2 separate regions of the Mus musculus genome follow, and region 2 is linked to region 1. Evidence: chromatin contacts called from ENCODE Hi-C or POLR2A ChIA-PET data. All regions are on one chromosome and are shown on one strand. The core of a region is the stretch at or near the end of the contact, and the rest is flanking DNA. Distances in the headings are between cores, read along the strand shown. Region 1 holds the start of Gtf3c6 (general transcription factor IIIC, polypeptide 6, alpha). Region 2 holds the start of Ak9 (adenylate kinase 9).

Region 1 (7,019 bases), core at 2,505-5,004:
GAGGCAGAGGCAGGTAGATCTCTGAGTTCGAGGCCAGCCTGGCCTACAGAGTAAGTTCCAGGACAGCCAGGGCTACACAGAGAAACCCTGTCTGGAAAAAAAAAAAACAAAAACAAACAAACAAACAAACAAGAAGTTAATACATGTATTTTATTTTACAGACAGGCTTCGGATAAGTTTCCTAGCCTAACCTTTTTGTGATATCTCTGCCTCAGTACCCTGAGCCGGGATTAGAGGCATACACTACCACACCCTCACATACCAATAATCTGGATTTTTTTTTCCCCCTCATCTGCTCCTCTGCATCCAATTAGAAGCCCAGTCCTCCAGATCCCACTCCACAACACAAGGCTGCTGACCCCTGGTGTACTTCTGTGGCTACAAAGGTCACATGATACTCCAAGCTTCACCTCCTTGCTTATTTGTTGGTGCTGGGGACTGAACCCAGGTCTTCACAAATGCTAATACCCTCCAGGGAGATTTATCTCCTCATTTTACTTTTATGTTGAGACTGAGTCTAACTAAATCACCTGGCTGACCTTGAATTTTGGATCCTCCTGCCTCAGTCTCCGGAGTACTTGACAAGACAGTCCTTCACCTTCCCCGCCAAGTTACCAAGCATCATTTACAAAACAAAAATACAAAACAAACCCCAAAAACAAGACCCCTAATATTTCAGTATTTCCCAAACGTTTCCACAGACGTGCCTTTAACAGCAGAGGAAACTTTTAAAAGGTGAAAACGTTTACATACGCGTATGCGATGTAGCTCCGGGATGGTCCTTCCAATTGTTCAGCATTACTCTTTGTTCTTTGCTAAGATGGACTATAACCTGAAATTGGGACCTAAAAATAAGCCCTTTCAGGCTTGGTTCAGCGGTTAAGAGCACTGACTGCTCTTCCAGAGCTCCTGAGTTCAATGCTCAGCAACCACATGGTGGCTCACAACCACATGGTTGTGATGGCTTCTTCTCCTCCCCTCCCCCTTCCACCTCTGGAGTTCTGAGAAAACAGGTAAGCACCACCGCAACGTTTGTGTGGAGCTAGAGATGGAGTCAGGGCTTCCAGCGTCAGGGCTTCTGCTAACTGGGCCACATCCCTTTGGGGGGAATCAGAGAAATTTCATCATAGATGCTGGCATCATATGCAAATCTCATGATCTCCTCCACCTTTTTTTATTTCTTAACAGCACCTCACTACAAAGCCTTGGCTGGTTGGTCTGCAATTCACTATGTAAACCAGTCTGTCCTCAAACGCAGAGATTCATCCATCCATCTGCCCAAATGCTGGGACATCACAATTGCTTGTGCCATCACACCCAGCTATTTTTGTTTGAATGTGTGTTGCACAAACCATAATGTAGGTGAAACACCTATACACATACACACAAAAAATAATGAAATAAAAATAAAGAATTACATTTTATTTTCACAGCTATTATTACTCTCTATCGAGCTGGGATGCTTAGTATCTCTCAGTATTTAGTTGTACATGGCTGCTTGCAAATGGCTCTTTGCTATTATTTTCTATCAGAGTTTTTCAACTGAATTCCTTAGAACAGAGCATCAGTATAACCTGCACACTTGCTATCTGTCCTATACTGAACTTCCCAGAATTAGATTGCAGTGCTTCAGAGATCTGGAGAAGCCTTTCAGCACATTGTGATGCAGCTGAAATTTGAAGCCAAAGTTATCCTGCACTTTGTAGTTCCCGCCCCGTCCCGCCCCGCCCCGCCCCGCCCCCAGAGAGATGGTTTTTCTCTGTGTAGCCCTGGTTGTCTTGGATCTTACTCTGTAGACCAGGCTAGCCTTTGAACTCCTGAGTGCGTGGGCCATCACCACCAGGAAAGGATCAAGGGTTTTGAAGGTTCCAGGCCCTACAATTGAGCTACATTCCGAGTCTTGCACTTCATTTTCTCATACAAGTAAAGTACAAGTTTAAAACAGAAAAAACAAAAACTTACTGTATCTTACTCTTATGTAAGTGCAAAATGTTCATTTCTGAGACAAGATGTTACCTCTAAAGGCTCTTTTACAAGAACTCTGCTATAAAACATATTTTTAAGCCTGGTATGGTGGTGTATACCTTTAATTCCAGCAGAGGCAGGAAGCTCTCTGTAAGCTCGAGGAAAGCTTGGTCTACAAAACGAGTTTCAAGACAGCCAGGACTGTTACATAGAGAAACCCTCTCGAAAAACTAAAACAACAACAACAACAACAACAAAAAGGAGAAAATAAAAATTCTCATATAAGTTTTCCAAGTAAAAGAGCAAGAAGGAGCAGATTGTTAAATCACTTGTCGCCTCCTAGTGGCAGTGTCTTAATATTGCGACCACTATCACATTTAATATTCTTTATTTACTAGTTCAGGTTAATAGCCTTCCTCATAGATTTTTTTTTCCTCTGCAAGGAGCTTCAGTCATGCTTGCAGAAGACCTAAGTTTACTTCACACACAACTACTAATAGGACAAAATTCTTTCCTGTTTTGTTGTTCATAAGCACTTAAAATTTTTCTTGCAGTTAATGGTCTCGTGAACATTATAACTACATTCATACTAAGAACAAGAAAGGCAGGTCAGCCAGGCTGTAGTGAACACCCTAAACCCCAGCACTTAGGAGGCTGAGGCAGGCAGAAAGCAGAACTTGAGTTGGAGGTCGTCTGGGACCATACAGAGAGGAATGACCGGGCTACACAGTATAAGCCATGTAAAATACAAGAGGAAAGATATCCATTTAGTAGCTCAGGACCAAAGCATCTACTCTAACTTTCAACTAAATATAAAAGAAACCACTCAGACTGTGTCCTCTCCCTCTCAACCCTCAAGAGAGTTGAGAACGATCATCAATGGCAGATAGCAGTTGCAAAATGCAGCACTAAAAGCCGGCTTCACGCTCAGGAAAGGACACTCTGTCTCCTCCTCGTGGTTTCGGGTGCTCTACACAGTCAGAGAAACTTCTCTAGTAACAAACTATAGAAATGATCCCTGAAAGTATAGTCTTAGTTTAGCGTTGCCAGCCGCCGCGAGGCCACCTCTGACAGCACATTTTTAACTAATGGTGACATTCCCCACCCGCCCCCCCCCCCCCGCGAAAACCCCGTAATATTCTCCTAAGGAATACCATACACATGCACTTTCGAAGCTGTGTTCGTATATTATTTTGCAAAAAAAAAAAACAAAAACAAAAACTCATTCTGAATACTTATGACTTGTAAACTAACTCAGAATCAAGTTCATAATTAACATATTGAGGATAATAGCCAATCACACGCCAGTGTCTTCAGTCATCCTAAGAAAATCACTTCCGGACCAGTTTTAAAGGGTGGGTGCGGCTCCTCAGGCTGCGTTTTACTTAAGATGGGTGTTGATTTGTGTCCTCTGCGGTCTGAATTCCACCCTGTCCCAGTAGCGTCACTGCTGGGTTTGTGTTAACTAAGTAGCCACTCTGGCCTAGAATTTGCATTAATCCTCTCCCTCCCGCGTCCTTAGATGTTGGGATGAAAAGTGGAGGCCACCATTGATCCTCTAGTCTCCTTCGGCAGACAATAAACGTGAGGTTTTGTTTTATAGTGGAGGCAGTTGATTACGCTCATCCTCAGCTACTTACTGAGTTCAGTGTAGCCTGAGCTCTATGAGCCACGTTCTTCAAAGTGGGGCTAAATACCCTAAATTCCCGAAGCTCGGAGCGTGTCGAGTCTCCACGTGGGACCCACTTACGGAAGCCTGGCGTCGCCATCTTGCTTTCTGGCCGGAAGCCGGACGCCGCTGCCCGTATCCAAAATGGCATCCACAGGGGGCGTGGCCAGTGATGGCGTCTCCGAACGCTATGGCGGCGGCAGTGGATCCCATTTGGGAGGACTTGGAGGAGGAGGAAGAGGAGCTAGAGGAGGTTGTAAGCGAGGGTCAGAGGCCTGCGGCGCGGGCGGTCTTGGTTGAGCCACCCCTGGGTGGGGAAGGGAGTCTGGGATGCGGACGGAGGGAGGGAGGCCGGTAGACAGCTCGCTGGCTTTCCGAAGCCCGAGAAGCCGTGGAGGGCTAGCTTCAGTTCTGGTTTACCCATTCTAGAAAGAATCGGTTTCCACCAGAAACTGGATCGAGTTTTCACAGAGAAATTTGGGGCATTTCTTATTTACTGCCCCTTGTCTACCTTATTAACTTTGCTTTCTTCCACCAGGAGCAGTTTGTTCTGGTAGAATTGTCAGGAATCATTGATTCAGACTTTCTCTCCAAATGTGAAAATAAATGCAAGATTTTGGTGAGTCTTAGAATTCGGGGAATGTTGTAGATTTTCTTAAAGTTAAAACAAGACTAAAAGGTGATATGCTTGTCCACAAAGAGAGAGACGTTCATCCCACCTTACAAAGCAGTGATCAAACGCTCCAGGCTCATACCAGAAGAGTAGGTTACAAGGGAGGGATTCTATGGGAGCAGAGAAAATGCCTGACTGCTTCTTCTTCACTGTCTGAATGTGTGGCTGGAGAGAAAGAGCAAAACACCTTGTATGAAACTTCTGGGGGACTTTCAGGACAAAGCCTAATCCATGCTGTTAAGCAGTGCCTGCCTTCCTTGTAGTGGGCGTGGCCTCAGTTCTATCCTCCAATAGTACCACAGTTGAGTGTACTAGTCTGGACGCAGACTCTGGTCTAAGTGTGGATATGTATGCAGTGTTGCCCGGCCGGTCACCAAGTACCCATGTCACCTGCTTCACCATGCCTTTGGTGTGTCTTTGGCTCACTCCTCACAAGCCAATTAGGAAAAAATAGCATGAGAGCAGGCTGTCCTGGTGCACACCTGTAATGCCGGCACTGGAGAGCCCAAGGCAGGCGGATCCGAAGTTCATTGTCATCCTACCCCCCAACTCCCCGGAATGCCCTGGAACTCACTTTGTAGACCAGGCTGGCCTCGAACTCAGAAATCTGCCTACCTCTGCCTCCCAAGTGCTGGGATTAAAGGCGTGCGCCACCACCGCCTGGCTCATTGTCATCCTTAATGATATAGTAAGTTCTAGGCCACCTTGATCTACAGAAAGCCCTGTCTTCAAAATGCCTGGAGAAGACACAGTTTAAAATATTACGTTATTGCCTGATGATGATACATACCTTTAATCCCAGCACTCATGAGGCAGAGGCAAACGGATCTCTTAAGTTTGAGGCCTGCTTGGTCTGCAGAGTGAGTCCCAGGACAGTCAGGGCTGTTACACAGAGAAACCCTGTCTTTGGGGGATGGGGGTAGGGATGGGGGATAAAGCTGTTATCAAAATTTTTGGGCAAAATCCTTGGCTTCAAATATTTAAACAGGTTAATTTCTGCCACTTACCCCAACATGCCAATCAGAGATGAGTAGTGTGGTGTACATAGCAAGTTCTAAGACAGACAGACAGACCCACAGAGAGACCCCGTCTCAAAACGACAACAGAAAGTCCACTCAGGCATGGTGGACATTTTTTTTAAAGATTTATTTATTTATTTTATGTATATGAGTATACTGTAGTTGTACAGATGGTTGTGAGCCTTCATGTGGTTGTTGGGAATTGAATTTAGGACCTCTGCTCACTCTGGTCAACCCTGCTTGCTCTGGCCTAAAGATTTATTATTATAAATAAGTACACCGTAGCTGTCTTCAAACACACCAGAAGAGGGTGTCAGATTTCATTATGGGTGGTTGTGAGCCACCTTGTGGTTTCTGGGATTTGAACTCAGGACCTTTGGAAGAGCAGTCAGTGCTCCTAACCACTGAGCCATCTCTCCAGCATGGACATACTCTTAATCCCACCCAATGCATAGGAAGTGCAAACAGGCATATCTCAGTGAGCTGAGGCCAGCCTTGTGTCAGACTCACGGATGGTCTGCCTCTTTGCCTTCCAAGTGTGAAAGGCATGGCCCATCACACCTAGTCCAAGGTGCATTTTTTTTTTTTGTTTGTTTTTTTTGACACCGAGTTTCTCTGTATAGCCCTGGCTGTCTTGGAACTCACTTTGTAGACCAGGCTGGCCTCGAACTCAGAAATCCACCTGCCTCTGCCTCCCGAGTGCTGGGATCAAAGCGTGCACTACCACGCCGGGTGTCTGTCTGTCTCTCTCTCTTCCTTCCTTCCTTTCTTTCTTTCTTTTTTTCTTTCTTTCTTTTTTTTTTTTAATTGGGTTTTCCAAGACAGGGTTTCTCTGTGTTTCCCTGGCTGTCCTATAACTCACTATGTAGACCAGGATGACCTCACAAGGGCATTTTCTATTTTGTTTTGTTTTTGTTTTTTGAGACAGAGTTTCTCTGTGTAGCCCTGGCTGTTCTAGAGCTAGCTCTGTAGACCAGGCTGGCCTTGAACTCACAGAGAGCTGCCTGCCTCTGCCTCCCAAGTGCTGGGATTAAAGATATGTCCTTCACTGCCCAGTTCCAAGGGCTTTTGTTGTTGTTGTTGTTGTTTTCGAGACAGGGTTTCTCTGTGTATCCCTGGCTGTCCTGGAACTCACTGTGTAGACCAGGCTGGCCTCAAACTCACAAATCTGCCTGCTTCTGCTTCCCGAGTGCTGGGATTAAAGGCATGCGCCACCATGCCAAGGGCATTTTTAAAAGATTTTTTTTTAATATTTTTTTTAAAGATTTATTTATTATTTATTATATGTAAGTACACTGTAGCTGTCTTCAGACACTCCAGAAGAGGGAGTCAGATCTCGTTACAGATGGTTGTGAGCCACCATGTGGTTGCTGGGATTTGAACTCCGGACCTTCGGAAGAGCAGTCGGGTGTTCTTACCTGCTGAGCCATCTCACCAGCCCTAAAAGATTTTTAAATTTATTTTATGTGTATGAGTACACTGCTGCTGTCTTCAGACACACCAGAAAAAGGCATCCAATCTCATTACAGATGGTTGTGAGCTACCATGTGGTTGCTGGAATTGAACTCAGTTCCTCTGGAAGAGCTGTCAGTGCTCTTAACCACTGAGCCATGTCTCTAACCCCCCAAGGGCATTTTTTAAATGATGGTGGATTTTGTCTTTTAATCTGTTATAGGGAATTGACACGGAGAGG
Region 2 (6,316 bases), core at 887-3,386, 1.0 Mb before region 1:
GGGGTGGGGGAAGGTGAGTGTGCCTTCCCTATCTGTAGTCTGTAGGCCAGCACAGCTAACAAATGGTTGGGCTGTCTCATTTATCATCACGAAGCTCATATAATATTGCATTAAATCAAAGGATTTTCTTTACAGTAAAGATTGTAAGATGCGTGTGTAAATGTGAGATTTACTTTTTCTACCACACACATCCCAGCTCACTTAGAAGTCACTGGTGTGTTGGACAGACCTCTCAAAGGTCCTGGTACAGCACTTTTTAGTATTGTACGGGATAGAGACAGCCAGTGTACTTCAAAACTAGAAAAATGCTTTGAGCCAAGAAACAGGAGAAGTGGATCTTATCCCCACCACCTTGTGGTTGACCTGGGCAATTGTGATTGATTTGGGAAATTTCTCACAGTTTTAGACTCTGGTGATAGCAGACTGGATTTGTTTGCTAGGAGAGATGGTTGTATCAAGGATCTCAGTCAAGGTTTTTCAAAACTAAAACGATTGTTATCAACTGGTCCCTTTCGGGCCCCACAAGTCCATGAGGAGTTGTACTGGCAGGGGAGGCAGGTTTGGTATGATAGAGTTGGGATTGCAAAGGTAATCTTAAACTCAGGATTCTCTGGGATGTATATTCATGCCATGACACAGGGATGGAAGCAGGGCAAGCAGCTTAGACTCACATTAGTTTTGACCAAGAGTAAGGAAGACCTAGAAATGTTAGAGATGGAGATGAGTGAGCGGTTAGAGACCTGGGGTTTTGCAGCTGACCTCATTAACTTCTCGAGTTACTGTCTTCAGGGACTGGTGATGGGCTGGGCTGGTGTGACCTTGGTGTGGGGACAGTGGGTGTGAGTGGTTACAGGGTGGAGTACAGCAGATCTCTCCTCATGCATGTCAGGCAACTTTTCTAGGTCACTGCTGGACTTTTGGATACCAGCATGTGGGCTCTGTCCATGAACTTCCTCCAGCTGCCACGTCCCCTCTGTTTGAGCTCAGGCAAATTGGAAGTTCCAAGACACCGAGCTCTGCCTAGCAGGCTTCAACCAGTAATACACGGGAGTTGGCGAGTAAACACAACGTCCCTCCCCGCCTGCTCCCCCGAAAGGGAATGGTTCCAAGGTATGTACTCCCCATTTCCCAGTGAGTTTAGCTGACAGAGAAGCTTGTGTGACAATACCCCCTTTTCCAAGAGCCCCTCCCTGCCCAGCTTCTGTTCCTGGGATCACCCTTATAGAAACAACTTGGCACATTTGTTTGTTATCAGTTTGGCTCCTGGGTGATGTAAACTAAGAAAATTCTCAAAGGGAAGTGCTCCATTGTAGTATAAAATAATAATGGAAAACAATATTTGAAAATCAGAACTATTTATTTTTAAAAAGTGACTTTCCTAAACCAAAATGCTCTGCAGATGTTTAGCTTGCATTGGGAAGAGCTGGTTTCCATTGTGAAATGGAAAAGTTAAAAGATGCAGTTCAAGATGGAGATAAGTGGATCTCTGGGGCTTGCTGGCTTAGCCTCTGGCTTACACGCACACGCACGTACCCCCCCACCCCCCCACCAGCATAAAATGCCATAACTGAGACTCCTGCCCTCTTTCTTTCTAGTTTCTCAATAAAAAAGATATATCAAACTGAAACAAAACCAATAATAGATAATAGATAATCATACTCTAAAAACCTTGTAACGTCCTGCCTTGAATCTACAGCAAACTTTAATATCCTCTTCAGCTATTTGTTTGTATTTTAATAATTACCTTTTTCTTTTCAGTATGAGAGCCCTCTAGCGGTGAATTCTGGAATATAGCGAGGGGTCCCTGTGAAACCTAGCACTTCCTGCCTGTGCTACTTTAGCGGCCACTGTTACCCTTTGGGGCAGGCAAGTCTTTAGTCCGCATTTGTGAGATAAATACCTTAGCTAAAAGGAGAACTGGTTTTGAAAAGTCGATTTATGAAGAGATCGTGGTTTAACTTTGCAAGAAAAGCAACTGGTGTGGGGTCCCCGCCGGAAGTGTACTTTCCTGCAACTGATGGCAAAATGCACCCAGAATGTGGACAATTCCCTGCCTCTGCTTACCTGTGGACCGGGGACGCGACAGCAGCTATCTTCTGAGGCTCTACTGAGGCTCTAGGTAGCTGTTAGGCGGTTGCCTTGGAAACCTGTGGGCGGCGTGCAGAGCCTCTTGGAGGGCGGGGCCTCGGGAGGTGGAGCTGTAATTCAAAGTGAATTCTTAAGCCTGTGTTTAAATGTAGTCATAATTATAAAACACCTTTCCCAAAGTGTAGAGGTGACCAACAGAGCGAGTGCATATATTACCTACTTATGCCCAGACAGCAAACGCGAAAACCTTATCTTAACTAGAACTGACTCTTAACAGCAGCGCGCTCGCCCTACACAGCACGGTCCCTTTTAGAATTCAGACCGTTAGCCTCACACATAAAATGTGCAAATACCAAAGGCGCCACATTTATGTAATTAAGAAAGATTTGTGGGCCATACAGCCACAATATTAACTTTATTGACTTTCGTGGAGATAAAATAGGCGACAAAACAGGGGAAAATCACAGGCATCCAGGAGACAGGTTTCGGGAAAATAAAGAGTATATAGGAAGAAACAGACCAATTACAACACGGAGAAACCGCTCCAAAAGGAGAACCCAATCATCTGATTTCTTTTCTTTAAAGGTCAACATAAGTCAGGTTCTTTTTCTTTCTTTCTTTTTTTTTTTTTTGCCTGCCCTTAAGAAAGATGGCACCCTTAGCGTCCGCCCTCAGCAACCCCGTGATCCTGTAGCCCCGCCCCTCCGGTTTGGGCTGGGCTGGTTGGGAGGCGGGGCTGAGGGAATCCGGAAGCAGCCGGCGAGCCCGCTGCTGAACGTTTGGTGTTCTGACACTGTTTTTGTCAGCTGTGTCTGGTGTGCTGGAGGTCTGCGGGGTCTCCTCGCTCTGTCTCCAGGGGGAACCCCGCCGCTGTCACGACCTGGGCCGCGGCCTGGTGCCCTGTGGCGGGGCCGCCATTGGCTGGAGCCATGCCCACGGCCGCTGCCCCCATCATCAGCTCGGTCCAGAAGCTGGTGCTGTATGAGACCAGAGCTGTGAGTACCCACAACGACGGGACGGGGCGGGAGGACTGCGCTGCGGGGATCGGGGCACCCTGTGGGGTCGTCGGGAAGAGGCAGCACCCCGTACTCCCTCCTCTCCTCCCAGCGCCGCTGCAGGCTCGGCCGCCAGGGCCATGCAGTCAAGCACTGGATGGTTTGCAGGTCTGTCTTGCTTAGGAACATGTGGCTGGCTGGAAGAAGTGCGTGCAGACAGGTGCTGTGGCACACAGGAACTGCACACAGCTTCTGAAAGAGTTCCTCTTTTCTGCTTTCCCATAATCTTGAAGTTCTTGAGTCCACTCCTTACAGTAAAGTCAGGGGGTATGAAAAAAAATGTGAACTTGGCCCAGGTAGCTTCTATTTTGCGATTTCATGGTATACTATCACCGTGATTGGTCTTAATCACATGCACTGTTTTGCTGGGATTCGAGGTTCTGTGACCCGGACGCATCTGTTAATAGTTCTCTGGCTTGCAGAGCGGTGCTAATAGAACTTATTTTTTTCTCATTTCTGTGCTTGGGAAACAAAGTTGCTATAGTGTGGTTTATCTGAATCTGGCCTTCACTATGATATTAGGGTGTGAGTATCTCGTTTGGTATATTCAGTGAACTGTGGCTAGTCTTCAATAGGAGAGTAAATAAACTGTCACATGGGAATTTTAGCCCACCGGTAAGCTGAGCATTCTGAGGCCCTGGCTGAGATGCTATTCTTTATAAAACAGAATTTCTTTTCCCACAAGTCTTCAGTGGCACCCATGAAAACTCGGTTGCTGAGGACGACAAACCCTGTTAGAAATTTTATTTAATTTAATTTATTTGTGTGTGTGTGTAGTGCATGTACATGTGTGTGGGTATGTGTGCCCACGTGGAGGAGTTTGGAGGCCAGGGGTTGACCCTAGATGTCTCTCATTAAATCTGGAGCTTCCCATATTGCTAGACTGGCTGGCCAATGAGTGTCCCTCGCCCAGGCTCTACCTGTCTATACGCCGCACCCCCAACCCTGGGGTCAGAGATGTGTTATTGTGTGGGGCTTTCAGTGGGCCCTGGGAATCTTTACCCACTAAACCAAGTTTCCACACCAGTGTTTTATTTTGATGAAATTTAACTTAACTATATGTGTGTGTGTGTGTGAGAGAGAGAGAGAGGGAGAGAGTATAGGATAGTATCAAAATCATAATCTTCCTGTCTTGACCTCCCCAGTGCTAGATTTATAAACATGGGCAAGATTTTCTGACCCTTATTTTCAGTGTGTGTGTGTGTGTGTGTGCTTACTGCTTTTCATGTTCTTTGCTTGTTCCCAGGCCATGATGATATTTTGCTTTGTCTCACTGAAAAGATTCACAGTTTTAGCCTTTATGTTATCATGTTTTATATTAAATTCATTTATAATATAGTTAGGGCTACTATTGCTGTGATGAAACAAATATGACTAAAGAAACTTGGAGCCGGGCGTGGTGGCGCACGCCTTTAATCCCAGCACTCCGGAGGCAGAGGCAGGCGGATTTCTGAGTTCAAGGCCAGCCTGGTCTACAAAGTGAGCTCCAGGACAGCCAGGGCTATACAGAGAAACCCTGTCTCGAAAAACCAAAAAAAAAAAAAAAAAAAAAGAAACTTGGGAAAGAATTTATTCAGCTTATACACCCACATCATTGCCCATTACTGAAGGAAGTCAGGACAGGAACCCAAACAGGGCAGGAACATGGAGGCAGGACTGATGCAGAGGTCATGGATGGGTGATGCTTACTGGCTTGCTCTTCAAGGCTTGCTAAGCCTGCTGTCTTATAGACTCCAGGAGCCATCAGCTCAAGGATAACACCATCCACAGCAGGCTGAGCCCTCCCCCATCTATCACTAGTTAGAAAGTGTCCTACGTCTGGATTTTATGGAGGCATTTTCTCAACTGAGGTTCCTTCCATTCATATGACTCTAGCTTGTGTCAAGTTGATATAAAACTTGCCAGGACAACTAATGCAGGTCTTACGTGACTTACCTATTGCAACAAGTTACCCCCCAGGTTAGTGGATCTAGATAGTAATTTCAGTAGACTGAGAGTCTGATCGGATCTGCCTGAAGGTCTCAGAAGTTACAGTTGAAATGTCACCTGTGGTGCAGTCACCTGGAGGCTTAGATGCCAAGGACCAGCCTCAGCCTGGAGACGGGTTCTGAGAGAAGGGGTGTCTGGAAGCAGTGAAAAGAAGGACAAGAGAAAGTCAGATTGTGGATCCAAGTTGTGTTCTGCTTGATCCAGTTTTCCAGGCTGCTGTGTTCCGCTTTCTCCCTGGAGATCTCTTTGTCTATATTCTAAGAGACCTCTCTGTCCATGCTCTTCTTGCTTGTGTGTGTGTGTCTCCATCCGTCTTTCACTCTGTCTCTCTCTGTATGTGTGTCTATATATTTATCTGTTCTCCAAGCAGTTCTTTTTATCCTAAATTCTCTGGATAGCTCATCTCCTGTAGAACACAAAGTCCAGTCTTATTTTACATAGCAATCCAGTCATTTACTCTAATTCTTAAGAGACAGCAAGCATACATTTTTTTCCCCTAATGTAGCAAAAGAATTCAGAGATCTGTCTGCCTTTGTTAAGCACAAAAGATCTAGTTGGGTGGGACCTTGCCCTGAAATTACAATTTCTACCACTCGTGGGCCTAACCTTGCTCTGTCTGACCTTGAACTTGCTCTGCCTGCCTTTGTATCTCTCTGACAAGCTGGCTCATAGTGTACCTGCCTTTGGTCTTTAGATTCATGAAACCCCTCATACTTCATATTGTATCCTTATATTTTGCATAGTTGAATATATATATCACTCATGTATTTAGAGCTCTTTTCTGCAGCCTTAAGGGCTGTCCTGAAGGTCCCAGAATTTTCCATTTTGCTGAGACATTAGCCACACCTTCACCTCCTGGACTTATGCTGTCAGATCATCATGGAGTCACTTGCTCTGGGCAAGCCCCCGAGGGTCTTCTTTCTTGTTCTTGGTTCATTTTGAAGTAGCAGAGGGGGAAGAACATCGGTGAGGGTAATATGTCTTATGAGATATTTAGGGTTGTTGTACAATAAGAAAATGTTTACCTCTTGTCTTAGTTAGGGTTTTACTGCTGTGAACAGACACCATGACCAAGGCATCTCTTATAAGGATGACATTTAATTTGGGGTGCTTACAGGTTCAGAGGTTCAGTCCATTATCATCAAGGCAGGGACATGGCAGCATCCAGGCAGGCATGGTGCAGG

The links. A loop is a pair of places that touch in the nucleus more often than their neighbours do. ChIA-PET counts read pairs that join two places held with the same protein, here RNA polymerase II (POLR2A).
Region 2: a loop to region 1 is called in a map of v-Abl transformed pro-B cells, with 4 times the contacts of the local background. The contact joins the promoter of Ak9 here to the promoter of Gtf3c6 in region 1. A Hi-C loop is called at or near these places in 1 of 37 maps with a recorded cell type or tissue (v-Abl transformed pro-B cells). POLR2A ChIA-PET finds 5 or more read pairs at or near these places in 1 of 5 experiments (embryonic stem cell).

Annotation. Positions count from the first base shown.
Region 1 is chr10:40,254,447-40,261,465 of GRCm38, reverse strand. Gtf3c6 (general transcription factor IIIC, polypeptide 6, alpha) reads left to right here and starts at 3,754. Exons shown (of 6, transcript NM_026113.5): 1 at 3,754-3,887; 2 at 4,173-4,253; 3 at 7,002-7,019. The coding sequence starts at 3,807. It overlaps Rnu3a (U3A small nuclear RNA), which reads right to left and starts at 2,998; the gene lies at 2,787-2,998.
Region 2 is chr10:41,299,754-41,306,069 of GRCm38, reverse strand. Ak9 (adenylate kinase 9) reads right to left here and starts at 2,136. Exons shown (of 40, transcript NM_001370813.1): 1 at 2,065-2,136. It overlaps Fig4 (FIG4 phosphoinositide 5-phosphatase), which reads left to right and starts at 2,829. Exons shown (of 23, transcript NM_133999.1): 1 at 2,829-3,083. The coding sequence starts at 3,018.